Linked DNA regions of Mus musculus: region 1 is linked to region 2. The links are chromatin loops, found by intact Hi-C in ENCODE. Cell type or tissue: left cerebral cortex. All regions are shown on one strand.

Region 1 (8,000 bases), 130 kb before region 2:
AGATCACTGTAATAACAAGAGGTTTTGATTCCAGTGCAAGTGGGGTTGCTCAGCCTTGCAGGGAGTCTACACCAATTGTCTAAAATACAACAAATTTATACTTTTTTGGAGGGGCTCACACATCTATTTTATTATTGGCTAATAAAGCAACAGTATAACTTTAATTTGGCAGAAAACTTTGTCAGCAATTAGCAAGGTCGAAGCAGTTTGTAGTTTTCCTCAGAATTTAGACTGAGAAGGGGTAGGAAAGTCTTCTCAAGGAAGGTCATTTCTGACAGCTGTGGTCTCTATCACCACTACTCTGTCCCTGCAGATAAGGAAGTGGCCAGGTGGTCTTGAATTTGTTTACACTGGCAGGGAAAGGGAAAATTCTTTAAGCAGCAGGAGACAGGAGGAGATAGGGGAAGCAAGCTCTGCAAATAACTTTGCTATACCTCAGTTAAGCTAAAAACTAAATTTTTTCAATGCCATATGGATGTTGATAGAAGTAACCATGGTGTTTAATTGCATGTGAACACTCCTAGGTCTGAAATGTGACTATATGCTCCTCCATTGTCCCTTGTTCTGTTTCATCCTTGCAAATATGTAAGAACACTGGCAATAATCAGTCTGTCCTCTAATAATAGGAAGATATTCTGTCCAGACTTGTCTTTGCCAGTAAGAAAGGAGACTTTCCTCAACACAGGCAAAGAGTATTTAAAGTTTGTATGAATTTACAAAAAAGCTCATGACCATAGTTTTGGACTTTTCATTGTGTCCTGGATTTCCTGGATGTTTTGAGTTATGATTTTTCAACAGAGGAATGGATACAGAAAATGTGGTACATTTACACAATGGAGTACTACTCAGCTATTAAAAAGAATGAATTTATGAAATTCCTAGGCAAATGAATGGACCTATAGGGCATCATCCTGAGTGAGGTAACCCAATCACAAAAGAACTCACATGATATGTACTCACTGATCAGTGGATATTAGCCCAGAAACTTAGAATACCCAAGATACAAGATTCAATTACCAAAACACATGAAACTCAAGAAGAATGAAGAGGAAAGTGTGGACACTTTGCTCCTTCTTAGAATTGGGAACAAAACACCCATGGAAGGATTTACAGAAACAAAGATTGGAGCTGAGACAAAAGGATGGACCATCTAGAGACTGCCTGCCATATCCGGGGATCTATCCCATAATCAGCCTCCAAACACTGACACCATTGCACACACTAGCAATACTTTGCTGAAAGGACCCTGATATAGCTGTCTCTTTCGAGGCTATGCCGGGGCCTAGCAAACACAGAAGTGGATGCTCACAGTCAGCTATTGGATGGATCACAGGGCCCCAATGGAGGAGCTAGAGAAAGTACCCAAGGAGCTAAAGGGGTCTGCAACCCTATAGATGGAACAACAATATGAACTAACCAGTACCCCCTGGAGCTCATGTCTCTAGCTGTGTATGTATCAGATGACCTAGTTGGCCATCAGTGGAAAGAGAGGCCCATTGTTCTTGCAAACTTTATATGCCTCAGTACAGGGGAACACCAGGGCCAAGAAGTGGGAGGGGGGATGGGAGGGGGAAAGGGTTTGGGGGACTTTTGGGATAGCATTGGAAATGTAAATGAAGAAAATACCTAATTAAAAATAATAATAATAAAAAAACCTATGACATGGAAGTCAGACAACAGGAAAAAAAAGGCTCATGACCCATGTATCCTGATGATGATTGATATTGGGAATTCTGAGAAGACAGAGCATCATATCTGCCATGGTGAACTCATACTGGACCACAGACTTTGGTCAGCCACAGCTTATCAGACATTCCATGCACATCACATTTCCCAGAATAGTTGTTCAGGTTTTTGACCAGTTTGAATCTCAGTTAATGATGCAACACCAGGTAATTCTTGTACCATGACAGTACACGCATGGACATAGTAATCATTACCTTGTTTCCTAAGGAGAACTCTCTGAATCAATAGGGAAATCAACAATACACTTAGTTTCACATTTCCTAGGTGTTCTTTTTATTAAGGAAGATGTTGAGGTCAGGTTATCTCATGGTCTATGTCATTCCATGTTGTGTACAACAATGTTCTTTCAGAGTTTTCGTTGCCCCATGATACTTCTTATTGGAAGCAGATTTTCATTTTATTTGGCAGTGGAAAATGACTACATGCCTGGGTTGACATTGCTAGAAAAAAGGGTATGCCATTGTTTTCTTTGGAAATATGGATAACCTGAATCTACCCTTTTGCAATGCACTTCCTTAGGACAGAGGATCTTGCATCCTTGGGAGCCAAATCACCCCTTGAGGGGAAAGAATAGTACATAGGGATAATATCATGCTTGTGCCATTATTATGTGGTTTTACAGGGAAAGAGACCTTTGCTTCCTTTTAAAAGCAAGGCAGGAGCTTCATTATGAGGAATACTTATATTAAAAGAATGATGGCCACCATAGACAGGGTGTATCCTGCATAATTTCTAAGAACTTGACACAAACTATTGGCAGCTGGGAGGAGGAAATAACAATCAAAGAATTGCCTTCATCAGATTGTATTTGGCCACATCTTGCTGGTTAATTGATATAGGAGAACTCACCCCACCATAGAAGATGCCATCCTTATGCAAGTGGGTATGAGATGGTTAACATAGGTAGCTGAGCAATTCAGTGAGAGCAAGCCAGTAAGGGGCATTCCTGCCTGGTCTGTGATTTATTCTGTATCTTCATATTGATACACTGGCTTATCTCAGTGACAACTTCTTTTTTTATTACATATTTTATTCATTTACATTTCAAATGGTATCCACATAGCTCCCTATACCCTCCCCCCACCCTGCTCCCCAACCCACCCACTCCCACTTCCTGGCCCTGGCATTCTCCTGTGCTGGGGCACATGATCTTCTCAATACCAAGGGCCTCTCCTCCCATTGATGGTGACTAGGCCATCCTCTGGTACATATGCAACTAGAGACACAGCTCTGAGGGATACTGGTTAGTTCATATCGTTGTTCCTCCTATAGGGTTGTCAGTGACAACTTTTAACATGTAAGACAAACCCTTTTCTTTCATTTGCCCTTTGTCATTGTGTTTACTACTGCAGTAAAAAAACAAACTAGAACAGTACAACAGTATATTATGGACTAAATGAATCCTTTAATCTTACAGTGGCTCCATCTTTCCTCCTTCCTGCAGACACCCTTACCTCCTCTTATAGCCCAGTACTGTTTCTGTGTTTCAAATGCCAATACCAAAGTCATTCTTTGCCGGAAAATTCAGTACCCACTCCAAAGCTGAAAGTCCAGTAGGTCATACATATAGCATTGAGTATTAAATATCAAGATGGTGCCTAACTGGAAACTTTACTCTTACTGGTACTAGAAGGTACTCTGCACACCAAGCAGGGGAAAGGTATAGACAGCAATCCAGTTACAAACACTTCTATCTACAATGGTGACCTGCCTGCATGATATTGTAGTATAACAGTGGCACAAACATTTTGAGAGTAAGCAAGTACTCTATAGTGATATTTAGGGTCAATTCTATGAGGGGAAAATCAATCCTGACACTGCTTGGGTAGTCAAGAACCTGAGAGTAGATAAGGGAAGATCAACCATTCTGCTAAAGGAAAGTAGGTGTAAAATGATTTCTAATGAGACTCTGCTCTACCCATAGATCAATGTCTGACTCAGAAGATTCCCCCTGAAAGCTCATGGAAAGTCAGATAGTGACTCACAACTTGAAAATGTGCAGAGAGTGAGAGACTTTGGAACACACAGACCTACGTGAAAGGTTTTCATGAAATTCCTCCCCTTAGTGATATGGAAAGTATGTGGAAAATGAGGCCCCCAATTTGTAAGAGTCAGTGGGGATGGAAGATACCAGAGAAACAATGTGTTGATCATTTTTGAGTGCACATTGATAACTTCACAGGTGTCTTTACAGAGAGTAACAGCGAGGGCTGCTTCACAGGATATAACCAAAATGAGCAGGACTGTGTTGGGGTGGTCTCTCCAGCCACTAAGTTAAACCAAAGAAGTGACTCCTCAAGCTTCTAGTAAGCAGCTCAGCTAGCCCTCTGGCTGTAATTCTGTGGAGCCAAGTTACACTTATGGTTTTCAGACCAATAACAGAATAAGTAGATAGAAAGTAAATAGAAAGGTTTTCATAGTGGTAAACAGTGATGAATGGCAAATAAAATAAAATGTGTGTATAGGTCTGAAATAACCTGGAAATTCTAAAGTAGGGATAATTATAAATGTCTCCAAGAAATCATTTCTGATCAAACTCTTTTCTTACTGTTTCTTTGGTTTGTTTTGGTTTGTTTTGGTTTGTTTTGGTTTGGTTTGGTTTGGTTTGGTTTGGTTTGGTTTAGTCTTTTGACACAGGGTTTCTCTGTGTAGCCATGACCGTCCTGAAACTCATTCTGCAGCTCAGACTGGACTTAAAAACACTGCCTCTTCATAGCCTTACAGGAGACAGCTATATCAGGGTCCTTTCAGCAAAATCTTGCTAGTGTATGTGAGGCTATGCCCGGGCCTAGCAAACACAGAAGTGGATGCTCACAGTCAGCTATTGGATGGATCACAGGGCCCCCAATGGATGAGCTAGAGAAAGTACCCAAGGAGCTAAAGGGGTCTGCAACCCTACAGGTGGAACAACTTTATGAACTAACCAGTATCCCCCAGAGATTGTGTCTCTAGCTACATATGTATCAGAAGATGCCCTAGTTGGCCATCACTGGAAAGAGAGGCCCATTGTTCTTGCAATCTTTATATGCCTCAGAACAGAGGAATGCCAGGGCCAAGAAGTGGGAATGGGTGGGTAGGGGATTGGGGGAGGGAGGGTATGGGAACTTTTGGGATAGCAAATGAAGCCAGGAAGGGGATAAAAGTGAAAGTACAGAACTACCTTTTCTCAATAATCAGCTGAATATAAGTGTTTGTCCCTTCTAGCAATATACTTATGTTTCAGTTTTCATAGCTCTCTCCCCTGTCCCTCTCTCTCTCTCCCTCCCTCTCTCTTTCTCTGTCTCCCCCCTCTCCCTCTCCTTCTCCCTCTCCCTTCTCTTTCTGTGTGTGTGTATGTGTGTGTGTATGTATGTGTGTGTGTGTGTGTGTGTGTGTGTGTGTTTATGCACATATGTCTCTGTGTGCAATAGCTGAGTATTCACTTATTCCAAGACATTTCCCTGAGTGTATGGATACAAACCTTATAATCTTGCTTGGTGGAGCCTGAATTGGACCCTTTTTTGGGGGGAGCCTAGTGGGTTATTTATTGCTCTTCTTTTCATGTCCCACAATTTTGAATAGCTTTAACTTTAATTTTTAAAAAATAAATTTTAATGTGTTTTAAAGATACTTATTGAGGGTTTTCTTGTAGACAGTATCACTTGATGCAAAATACAGTCAATATCTCATTTCAGCTGTGGCAAGAGCTAGAAAATATTACTATTGCTATGTCAGAAAGGAGGCTACTTAAGCATGGAAGGATGAGCAGCTTGCCAAAAAACAAAGAGAGTCAGGAGCTGGCTCCCTTTAGGGGGCTGCGCTCCTCACCAGCTTGCCAAGTTGCTCCACTTAATCTTTCATTTGCTGGAGTGACATCACTTCTTCCTCTTCTTTGTCTTTGATGCTAAACTTCCACTTTTCCCTGAGAGCCAAGACTAAAAGACAATCTATTAACCATTCTTCTAGATAGGATTAATGCTGTCTGTCAATTTCTGTATTTATAATCTAGCTTCACCTCTCATGGGACCTGTTTTGTTTTGTAGATTTTCTGCCTAGATTTTTCTCAGAAGTAGTTTGTGAATAACTCTGTGATCCTTCTTGATACTATGTGTAGAGATTTGGGCACTAGAGACTTAAGAGTATTCTTTGACTTTATTTGAATAAGAGGTCCAAGTTGCTCCTGGTCCAAAGTTAGTGCCAATCAGAAGTGAGAAAGTTTTCAGCACAAGTAGTATTGTCTAAGGGATAATATGGACCAATCAAATGTATCTTTTGAAAGGTTATACCTGGGTTTAGGGACTCGTTTTCATTTTTTTTTTAATTTGAAAAGCAGACAAATTAATAATGAAATCACTGTTCCATAATACTGATTTATGTTCAAACAGGTGTCCCAACAGTGTAGAAACTGGGGAAGATTAATGTGAGGATGCTTGAAGACCTCAGAAGTGTTAATTATGTTTAGAATAATTGAACCAAATTCTGAAAGAACCTGTAACCCAGAGTAACTGATTTTGGGCTTAAGGTTTACTTTGTTGAATACTGTGGAAGAGCCTGGTTCCGTAACAAATACAGAGGTGGAGGCTTATAGTCAACCATTGGACTGAGACATGGTCCCCAATGGAGGACTTAAGGACTGAAGGAGCTGAAGGGGTTTGCAACCCATAGGAAGAAAATCAATATAACCAACCAGACCTCCCAGTGCTCCCAGCGGGAGAGGGAACACCAACCAAAGAGTACACATGGAGGATCCATGGCTCCAGCAGCATATGTAGCAGAGAATGGTCTTTTCAAACATCAGTAAGGAAAGAGACCCTTGGTCCTAGGAATGCTTGATGCCCCAGTGGAGGGGAATGACAGGTGCAGGTGTGTGGATGGGAGAGCACCCTCATAGAAGCAGGAAGAGGGGGAATGGGATAGGAGTTTTCCAGTGGAGAAACTTGGAAAGGAAATTACATGTGAAATATAAATGAATAAAATATCCCATAAAAAGATTAATATTTTCATTGCACATTTGACATGCCTCCTACATTAATGGCATAAAATATGATAACCAAATCCAAGTGTGTGTATCTCTGTGTGTGTGTGTTTATGTGTGTCTCTGTTTGTATTTGTATATGGGTTTGTGTGTGTGTGGTCTCTATAAATAAGTATCTATTCAGTTGTAATCTGAATAGCTAAATTACAGAAGCAAGGACATATTGGATATATGTTGTACCTTGAAAAAGCTTCTGGAATTGTTCAAACAGATTAAATAAGATCTGATGATTTCCTCACCACAGGCAGAAGGATAGGAAATCTCCAGGATTAAGAAGTTCAGCAGGGAATTCTACCAAGTACAGCAGGTACTGCTGACACCAGAAAATAGAGAACATTCATATCTCTTTTTTTAAACAAATTTTTATTAGATATTTTCTTCATTTACAATTCAGATGCTATCTCAAAAGTCCCTTATACCCTCTGCCCGCCCTGCTCTCCAGCCCACCTACTCCAGCTTCCTGGCCCTTGCATTTCCTTGTATTGAAGCATATAATATTTGGAAGACCAAGGGCCTCTCCTACCAATGATGGCCAGTTTGGCCATCTTCTGCTACATATGCAGCTAGAGAAATGAGCTCAGGGGGTACTGGTTAGTTCATACTGATGTTCCTCTATAGGGAAACAAACCCCTCCACCTCCTTGGGTACTTTCTCTAGCTCCTCCATTGGGGGCCCTGTATTCCATCCAATAGATGACTGTGAGCATCCACTTCTGTATCTGCCAGGCACTGGCATAGCCTCACAAGAGACAGCTATATCAGGGTCCCTTCAGCAAAATCTCGTTGACATATGCAACAGTGTCTGCATATGGTGGTTGATTAAGGTATGGATCCCCAGGTGGGGCAGTCTCTGCATGATCCTTCCTTCCATCTCAGCTCTGAACTTTGTCTCTATAACTCCTTCCATGGGTATTTTGTTCCCCATTCTAAGAAGGAATGAAGAAGTAAGGAAGATACTCTGGTCTTCCTTCTTCTTGAGTTTCAAGGCATCTCCTGTGGGGGCATGCTTGGTGATTACATATGTACGGACTGAAAGGCATTAGCAATGAGGAGCCAGAAATGCACTTGAAATCAGATTGTAATGTAGGAGTCTATAAAGTGATGCTGGTTTTTATCATACTTGTCCCATTTCATACAGTCTGAGATTCCCCATCAGAAAATGCTACCATCTCTGGTGGATAAAACTTCTTATCTCAATAAAAGCAGTAAAAAATATCTCTTACAGGTATGTCCAGAGTTGA
Region 2 (8,000 bases):
TCTCAAGGATAAAAGAAACTCTGGTGGAAACTCCATGTCTGACCTAAATCTGTACTACAGAGCAATTGTGATAAAAACTGCATGGTACTGGTATAGCGACAGACAAGTAGACAAATGGAACCGAATTGAAGGCCCAGAAGTGAACCCACACACCTATGGTTGTTTGATCTTTGACAAGGGAGCTAAAACCATCCAGTGGAAAAAAGACAGCATTTTCAATAAATGGTGCTGGCACAACTGGCGGTTATCATGTAGAAGAATGCGAATTGATCCATTCCTATCTCCTTGTACTAAGGTCAAATCTAAGTGGATTAAGGAACTCCACTTAAAACCAGAGACACTGAAACTTATAGAGGAGAGTGTAGGGAAAAGCCTCAAAGATATGGGTACAAGGGAAAAGTTCCTCAATAGAACAGCAATGGCTTGTGCAGTAGGATAGAGAATCGATAAATGGGACCTCATAAAGCTGCAAAGCTTCTGCAAGGCAAAAGACACCGTCAACAAGACAAAAAGACCACCAACAGATTGGGAAAAGATCTTTACCTATCCTAAATCAGATAGGGGACTAATATCCAATATATATAAAGAACTCAAGATAGTGGGCTCCAGAAAATCAAGTAACAACACTAAAAAATGGGGCTCAGAGCTGAACAAAGAATTCTTACCTGAGGAATAACGAATGGCAGAGAAGCACCTGAAAAAATGTTCAACATCCTTAATCACCAGGGAAATGCAACTCAAAACAACCCTGAGATTCCACCTCACACCAGTCAGAATGGCTAAGATCAAAAATTCAAGTGAAAGTAGATGCTGGCAAGGATGTGGAGAAAGAGGAACACTCTTTCATTGTTGGTGGGATTGCAAGCTTGTACAACCACTCTGGAAATCAGTCTGGCAGTTCCTCAGATAATTGGACATAGTACTACCGGAGGATCCCGCATTACCTCTCCTGGGCATATATCCAGAAGAGGTCTCAACCGGTAAGAAGGACACATGCTCCACTATGTTCATGGCAGCCTTATCTATAATAGCCAGAAGCTGGAAAGAACCCAGAAGCCTCTCAACAGAGGAATGGATACAGAAAATGTGGTACATCTACACAATGGAGTACTACTCAGCTATTAAAAAGAATGAATTTATGAAATTCCTAGCCAAATGGATGGACCTGGAGGGCATCATCCTGAGTGAGGTAACCCAATCACAAAGGAACTCACACAATATGTACTCACTGATAAGTGGATATTAGCCCAGAAACTTAGGATACCCAAGATATAAAATACAATTTGCTAAACGCATGAAACTCAAGAAAAACAAAGACCAAAGTGTGGACACTTTGCCACTTCTTAGAATTGGGAACAAAACACCCATGGAAGGAGTTACAAAGTTTGGAGCTGAGACGAAAGGGTGGACCATCTAATCTAGAGACTGCCATATCCTGGGATCCATCCCATAATCAGCTTCCAAACGCTGACACCATTGCACACACTAGCAAGATTTTGCTGAAAGTGCCCAGATAGAGCTGTCTCTTGTGAGACTATACCAGGGCCTAGCAAACACAGAAGTGGATACTCACAGTCAGCTATTGGATTAATCATAGGGCCCCCAATGGAGGAGCTAGAGAAAGTACCCAAGGAGCTAAAGGCATATGCAACCCTATAGGTGGAACAACATTATGAACTAACCAGTTCCCCTGAGCTCTTGACTCTAGCTGCATATGTATCAAAAGATGGCCCTCAATGGAAAGAGAGGCTCATTGGACTTGCAAACTTTATATGCCCCAGTACAGGGGAATGCCAGGGCCAAAAATTGGGAGTGGGTGGGTAGGGGATTTGGGGGAGGGTATGGGGGACTTTTGGGATAGCATTTGAAATGTAAATGAGGAAAATACCTAATAAAAATTTTTAAAAAGTAAGTTTTTTAGTTACCACTTAATACTTTATTTTACCTGGCCTCTAGTTTTCTTCTGACTCTTTTCCAGTCTATTCTCAATTCCCATGAAATATGTCAAAAATCATGAAATTTTAACACATGCTGAGTCCATTAAATGTTCTACCTACTCCTTGTCAATAGTCAAGCAAATAAATGGTCAAAGACTTCTACAGTTTGACCCTTCAATTGATCAGCCTTCATACCATTTTAGTTGATTGAAAGTATTGGATGGTACTACACATTTTTCCAACATCATATAATTCTCAAGAGTTTTGAAATGCCACGTAGGTATTGGGCATGTTCCTAATCTCATAGACTGATGTATGGTTTACAGTGTAGACTTGTCTCAGGAGGAGTATGAAGAAGAGAAGGAACAGGAAATGTAAAATAAGGAGAAGGCAAAAAAGGCAGTGTAATTTAGAAATGATCAAGTAAATAACAAAATTTCAAAGCTTTTCTAGTCTTGTCTATTGGTAGGATAATCTCAAAACATAAGTAAATATGGGGTATTGCTTTGGTTTCCTTAAAAAATAATACTCTATATTGATACATTCAGTAGCTATTTAGAATCACATAATGAAGTGTGTTACTTGGGGGACTAAGAACATCCAAAGCTGAGTGCAGTGTGGGCCTACCTGAAAAGGAAAGTTAATTGGAAATGCAATGGTCCCACCCAATGTGGCCTCTGGTAAATTGACAGGGTGTTATATAAAAATAAAGGGATATTGATCAGGCAATGAAGAAGTAACAAATTAGTGATGTTAAGTGGACCTCCTGTGGGTATGACAAGACCAAAGTATTGATGATCAAATTCTTTATCTTTTGTAAATTGGAAGGATGGACAAAAACAAGCAGAAATTGAATGGATGAGCATATGTTTCAAGACTTCTCACCTTTTGCCAACTTGAATCATTTGACAGATGATGAAGGACAGGCACAGTAGACATGACTGTCCTAGATACCAGCTATAATCTTTATTCCCTGACATCCAGCCTTTTGAGTGCCTCTTGCTATATTATATGAAGACCTCATTTTCTATTCTTTCATTTAAATAGATAAGACAAAAGACATGGAGTGTAAGGAAAATTGTATATAATATTCAGGAATCATCATTACCTGAAGGGCCATAAATATCCTAGCCTAACATGAAGCTGATGTTTTGGAATCCATTTAGTGATATTAGATTTGGAGTTGTATTATTGTATATGGGGAACATACCAAAGGAGGAAACCAGAGGCAATATCTCATGCTTTACTCCTAGACACAATATATGTCATTGCTGTGAAGAATAACAGTATATTTTGTAAAGTGCGTTAATAATTTTTATGGGAGATAGGTTTGTTATCACTGACAACAAACCTAGCAACCTAGTAAGAAATGACGATTGAAAATAAATAATCAAGTCACCCAGACATGTTTTGATGATATACAATCACATGGAAGCAAATTAGCAGTTTCAGAGGTATGAACATAGGTGTAAACACTTGATTTTATATTATACTAAATCATATGGTCAAATAACATACCTTTCCAGACTCAAAGTCAGGTTTATTTTCAAGTACTGCACTTTCCCTATATTCTTCTCTTATGTCAGCTTGGCTAAAACGATCTATCGCATGAGCCAAAAGATACACAGCTTGTCTGACATTGTTTGTGATTCTTAGCTGTGATGTATCCAGATAGGTACTTTTCAGATCTTGCAGCTTCTCCTCTCCAGTGCAGAGCTGATCAGACATGTCATACAGTCTGTCTTCTTTACCAGTCATATTCACTCGGTGGTCCACATTGTATGGCACAGTGCTGTTGGGCCAGGTACAGTTAAAAGCAGTTTGCCAGAATTCAATGGTCAAGACATCATTTGGATCCTTGCTAGGGTGTACATCATAAAGGAATTCTTTTAGTCCTGGTATAACACTTCTTGGTACTGCAAATCCAATAGTTCCACCAAAATAGGGGAAATACTCAGGCTTTGCAATGAGAGCTGAGGTAATCCAGGCTTCGGTGGCTATCCATGTCCTGTCAGTTATGTTATGATGAATCACTTCCAGCACAAAGGGGCAGAGGTCAATGTCAGTTGCATAAAGCACAATGACTTTGGCAGTGGAACTCTTTACTGCATCAACAGCTATTTTCATTTTCTCATTGGAGTAGACTTTTGGAATGGTTTCAGAGAAAGCAACACAAAGGTTGGCCCTCTCCATTTCTTCCCTAAAGAATCTCACTCCATATTTTCCATAATCATCATCAGATGCAATAGCACCTACCCAGACCCAACCAAAGTGTCTAATTAAATTCACGATGGCCTCAGACTGGAATTTATCACTGGGTATTGTGCGTAGAATGTATGGAAATTGAATATCATTACTAAAAATTGAGGAGGAAGAAGCATATCCCACCTGGAATTTAAAATATTTATAGTTACTAGAAAGCTGTAGCCAAAATTTAAAATGAAAATGACAGTTTGTGAATATTTGAGAAGGAGGTGAACAGGGATCCCTTTGCCCTCACATCCTACTGTAGACAGTGACTTCCTGTTTAATCTTCTACTTTCTGGGTGTAGATGGGGACAATTTTGACAACTCTTTGGTTGCTCTATCACTAGTTTTATGGGTGGAACCACAGCAGTTTCAGGAATGTCCCTTGCATTTTCCTCCAGCATCTTTGACATTTTTCACTCCCCTGTGTCAGAATATTCAGTTTCTTCCTCAGGTGTAGCATCTGCTGTACAGAGATGATTTGTTGAGACTAAGTCTCAATCTGCTGTCACACGACTTTATCTCCTGTGTGTTCTCTCTGTCTAACCTCTGATATCTTAATTGTGTTATGCTCTTGCTTCTCTCTTATCATTTCCTGCTGTCAGGAGTCCTGAGTATGTAGGTCCCAAATCTTTTCTTGAGCGACATGAAAGAATGGAGTTCTTTAATCAGAAGAGTAAACACTCTTGTCCTACAAAGTTACCAGAAACTCTCTCTTTTTAAGGTACATGGTTATATAAATGAAAAAGATGCCTTCCTTACTTCATCAGCCGACCTCATTTGCTCTTGGCATTTAGGGAGACCTAAGCATGAAGAGCAGGTGAGCACATACCCCTGACACTCCTTCATGTATCTTTGATGTAACATACCCTGTAAGTGCTAACATATACCCTAAATATTTTACCTTCTCTTCAATTCAGTCTCATGCGCTTAAGATATCACTTCCAATGTGATGTACTATAACTCCAAATATCCAGTTGATTCCTTTGTTTATTATTCCTGTCTTCTGTTTTTCCATGTCATTTTTATTCTCTTATTGCACCTTCTAATATTTATTTTCCTGTCTAACCATACAGACAACAGATTCACTGAAGCTATTTTGTTGAAATAAACCTCTTGAGAAGGAGTGATATCAGGTTTCTGAGGTCTAGTGAATTATTTATCATATAAAATTTTGTTACTTGGACCTCCTCCATCTTTGTTTCTTCCACAAGAAAATTAACATCATGATACCTATACTTTTTAATTTCTAAATATCAGTATGTTAAACTGAAATTTTAGTTCATTCTTTTTTCTAGAGTGACTAAAAGGCTTATGAAGAAATATATCTGAAGGTTTCTATTCTATTTTTGAATTCATAAGAGTTTAAGAAAAACAGAGCTCATAGCATCTGCAGTTTGGATAAACCACATGAAGCCCATATATACCTAAGATATATGCAAAGTCACTCACCTTTCCTTTCATTCTTTTCCACCTTATTTCCCTATTCTTCCAACTCACATTTTGAGCTCTCTAAATTAAATACTGTATTTGATTGGCATTGTGGGTAATTAATGGAGAATTTGTCTACCACAAACCAGTACCTGGATTTTATCTGGAGTAGCAACAAAGAAAAGGAAAGAAAGGAATTTAGGATGATAGGGAGGAAGGACTGGAAGGATGAGGAAACAAAGAGAAAGAAGGAAAGAAAGTAAGAAGGAAAGAGAGAAAGAAAGAAAGAAAGAAAGAAAGAAAGAAAGAAAGAAAGAAAGAAAGAAAGAAAGAGAGAGAGGGGGAGGGAGGGAGGGAGGAAGGGAGGGAAGGAGGGAGGGAGGGAGGGAGGGAGGGAGGGAGAGAGAGAAAGAGAGAGAGAGAAAGAAAGAAAGAAAGAAAGAAAGAAAGAAAGAAAGAGAAAGGAAGGAAGGAAGGAAGGAAGGAAGGAAGGAAGGAAGGAAGGAAGGAAGGGAGAGAGAGAGAAGAAACAGGAAAGAAAAGATAAGAGGAGGAAATACAGGATATAGGATGGATGGAGGAAAGGTGAATGAAAAACTGCCATTATTTCAGAATCACCAATAATCTTGCTCTCATTCACATCAATACATCCTGACACTTTACTGACACAGGCTTTGAAATAATTCTAGAACTTTTTATTTTCCTAATAATTAATGTTTTTCAATTACATATTCTTATATTTACATATGTCGATCTCTCTGGGTTTAAAATAACTTATTAAGTTAGCTAATGGGAAATCTCAATCTCATTTTAGAATGTCAGTATGATGATTGTGCTTATGATTCTCAAAGATCAACAAGACTCAAAGCAAAACCTGTGCCTTATTACAGCCACCAATCAGCTACCGAGTATTTATAGATAAACTCCATCCTGCCCCACACAGTGCTCGGGGCCCATTGACCATGTTAGTCAATGAAAAGATGATTCTCCAGCAGTTTGAGCAATATCAAGTGCCTTCTTAATAAGGAGCGATATTCACATTGCCAGGGCTGGGTTGAACTGAGTAACTTTAAGAACTGGAACCCATTCTATCGTCTCTCTGTAGCTTAGTGCAGCATCTCTATACCTCATAGATAATGTCTACATGTTCCTCATATTTCTCTCTTTCTTTTCTTTCTGGTCTTTTTGAGAAAGAATTTTCTTTTGCAACAGCCCTTACTGTCTTGGCACTCACTTTGTTGAATAGGCTGTCTTTGAGTGCATAGAGATTCACCTGCCTATGCCTCCCAAGTTCTGGAATTAAAGGCATGTGCTACCCATCATGGCACAGTGTTTGTATTTCTTTCTTAGCACATAGTACACTTTTCCAAGATACCTGAGGGACATTATGAATCCCTACAATTCTTGAAACAGCAGCTGACATAGTTGATCCTCCTGCTCCAATAATTCCAACTAGAAATTTTCCAGTGCTGTTTCTCCAGTTAGATTTGTATTCGTCCTGCCCTGTTAGAAACACTGAAGATGACTCCATTGCTTTGGTGGTGGAGAAACAGTTGTCAAAGATCTGGTAGCCCAGAGTGTGATTGGGCAAAATATCCTTCCTCTCATTAATCTCCTTGATGGTGTGGATCATGGTTTTCATCCAGCGGAAACCCCGGAAATTAAACCTTGGGTTGAGAACAGATGGATGAGCAAAGAAATTCCAAGACCATGTATCCTAGACTGTAACTGCTACACAAATGCTTGAAGAATGATAGAGAGCTGGGGAGAGCACAGCAGACAGACAGGTAGTGTGGGAAGTTATTACAACTAGAGAAAGACACTAGAAGTAGAAAATCATTCAAGTATAGAAAAGATCAGTAATTTAAAGAAAGAGCCAGTGAGGAAACACAATTAAGGAAAAGCAGAAAACAGAAGAAACTGCACCTGAACATTGCTTATCATCTTGTTAGTTAATTTCCAAGTTCATACTGATGACAATATACATCTTCTAAATAAATACTGCAGTATTTTTTAAAAGTAAGATAGGATGGCTTACTCCAGCTTGTTTCTTGTCTCTGATTACCTGTGAGACCTTTTTCAGCCCATTTATTCTGAGGTAATATCTATCTTTGTTGTTGAGGTGTGTAGAGATATTAATGACCAATGATGGGAAATTCCTGCTATTTTTATGTTGGTGTTGACATAATATCTCTCTCTCTCTCTCTCCTCTCTCTCTCTCTCTCTCTCTCTCTCTCTCTCTCTCTCTCTCTCTCTCTCTGTGTGTGTGTGTGTGTGTGTGTGTGTGTGTGTGTGTGTGTTTCTTCTTTTTGTTTTACTGGTATGAAATTACTTCTTAGATGTAGTTAGCCTCATTGAAGTGTGGTTTTATTTCTTCTGCTTATT

The links. Hi-C counts contacts between places; a loop is a spot of excess contacts. Peaks named below come from ENCODE experiments on the same cell type or tissue, not always from the same donor. Only the 100,000 strongest peaks of a DNase experiment are listed, where the experiment ranks them.
Region 1: it touches region 2 in a loop (5-fold over the local background); 10 of 42 quality-filtered maps call a loop at or near these places.

The regions. Positions count from the first base shown.
Region 1 is chr3:64,418,615-64,426,614 of GRCm38, forward strand. No RefSeq gene overlaps it. Among named protein-coding and RNA genes, the nearest start is that of Vmn2r4, 13 kb to the left of the region's middle. In left cerebral cortex, no CTCF peak of the experiment used is centred here; no DNase peak of the experiment used is centred here.
Region 2 is chr3:64,552,553-64,560,552 of GRCm38, forward strand. It overlaps Vmn2r6 (vomeronasal 2, receptor 6), which reads right to left and starts at 7,266. Exons shown (of 5, transcript NM_001104619.1): 1 at 6,991-7,266; 2 at 3,456-4,325. The coding sequence starts at 7,257. In left cerebral cortex, no CTCF peak of the experiment used is centred here; no DNase peak of the experiment used is centred here.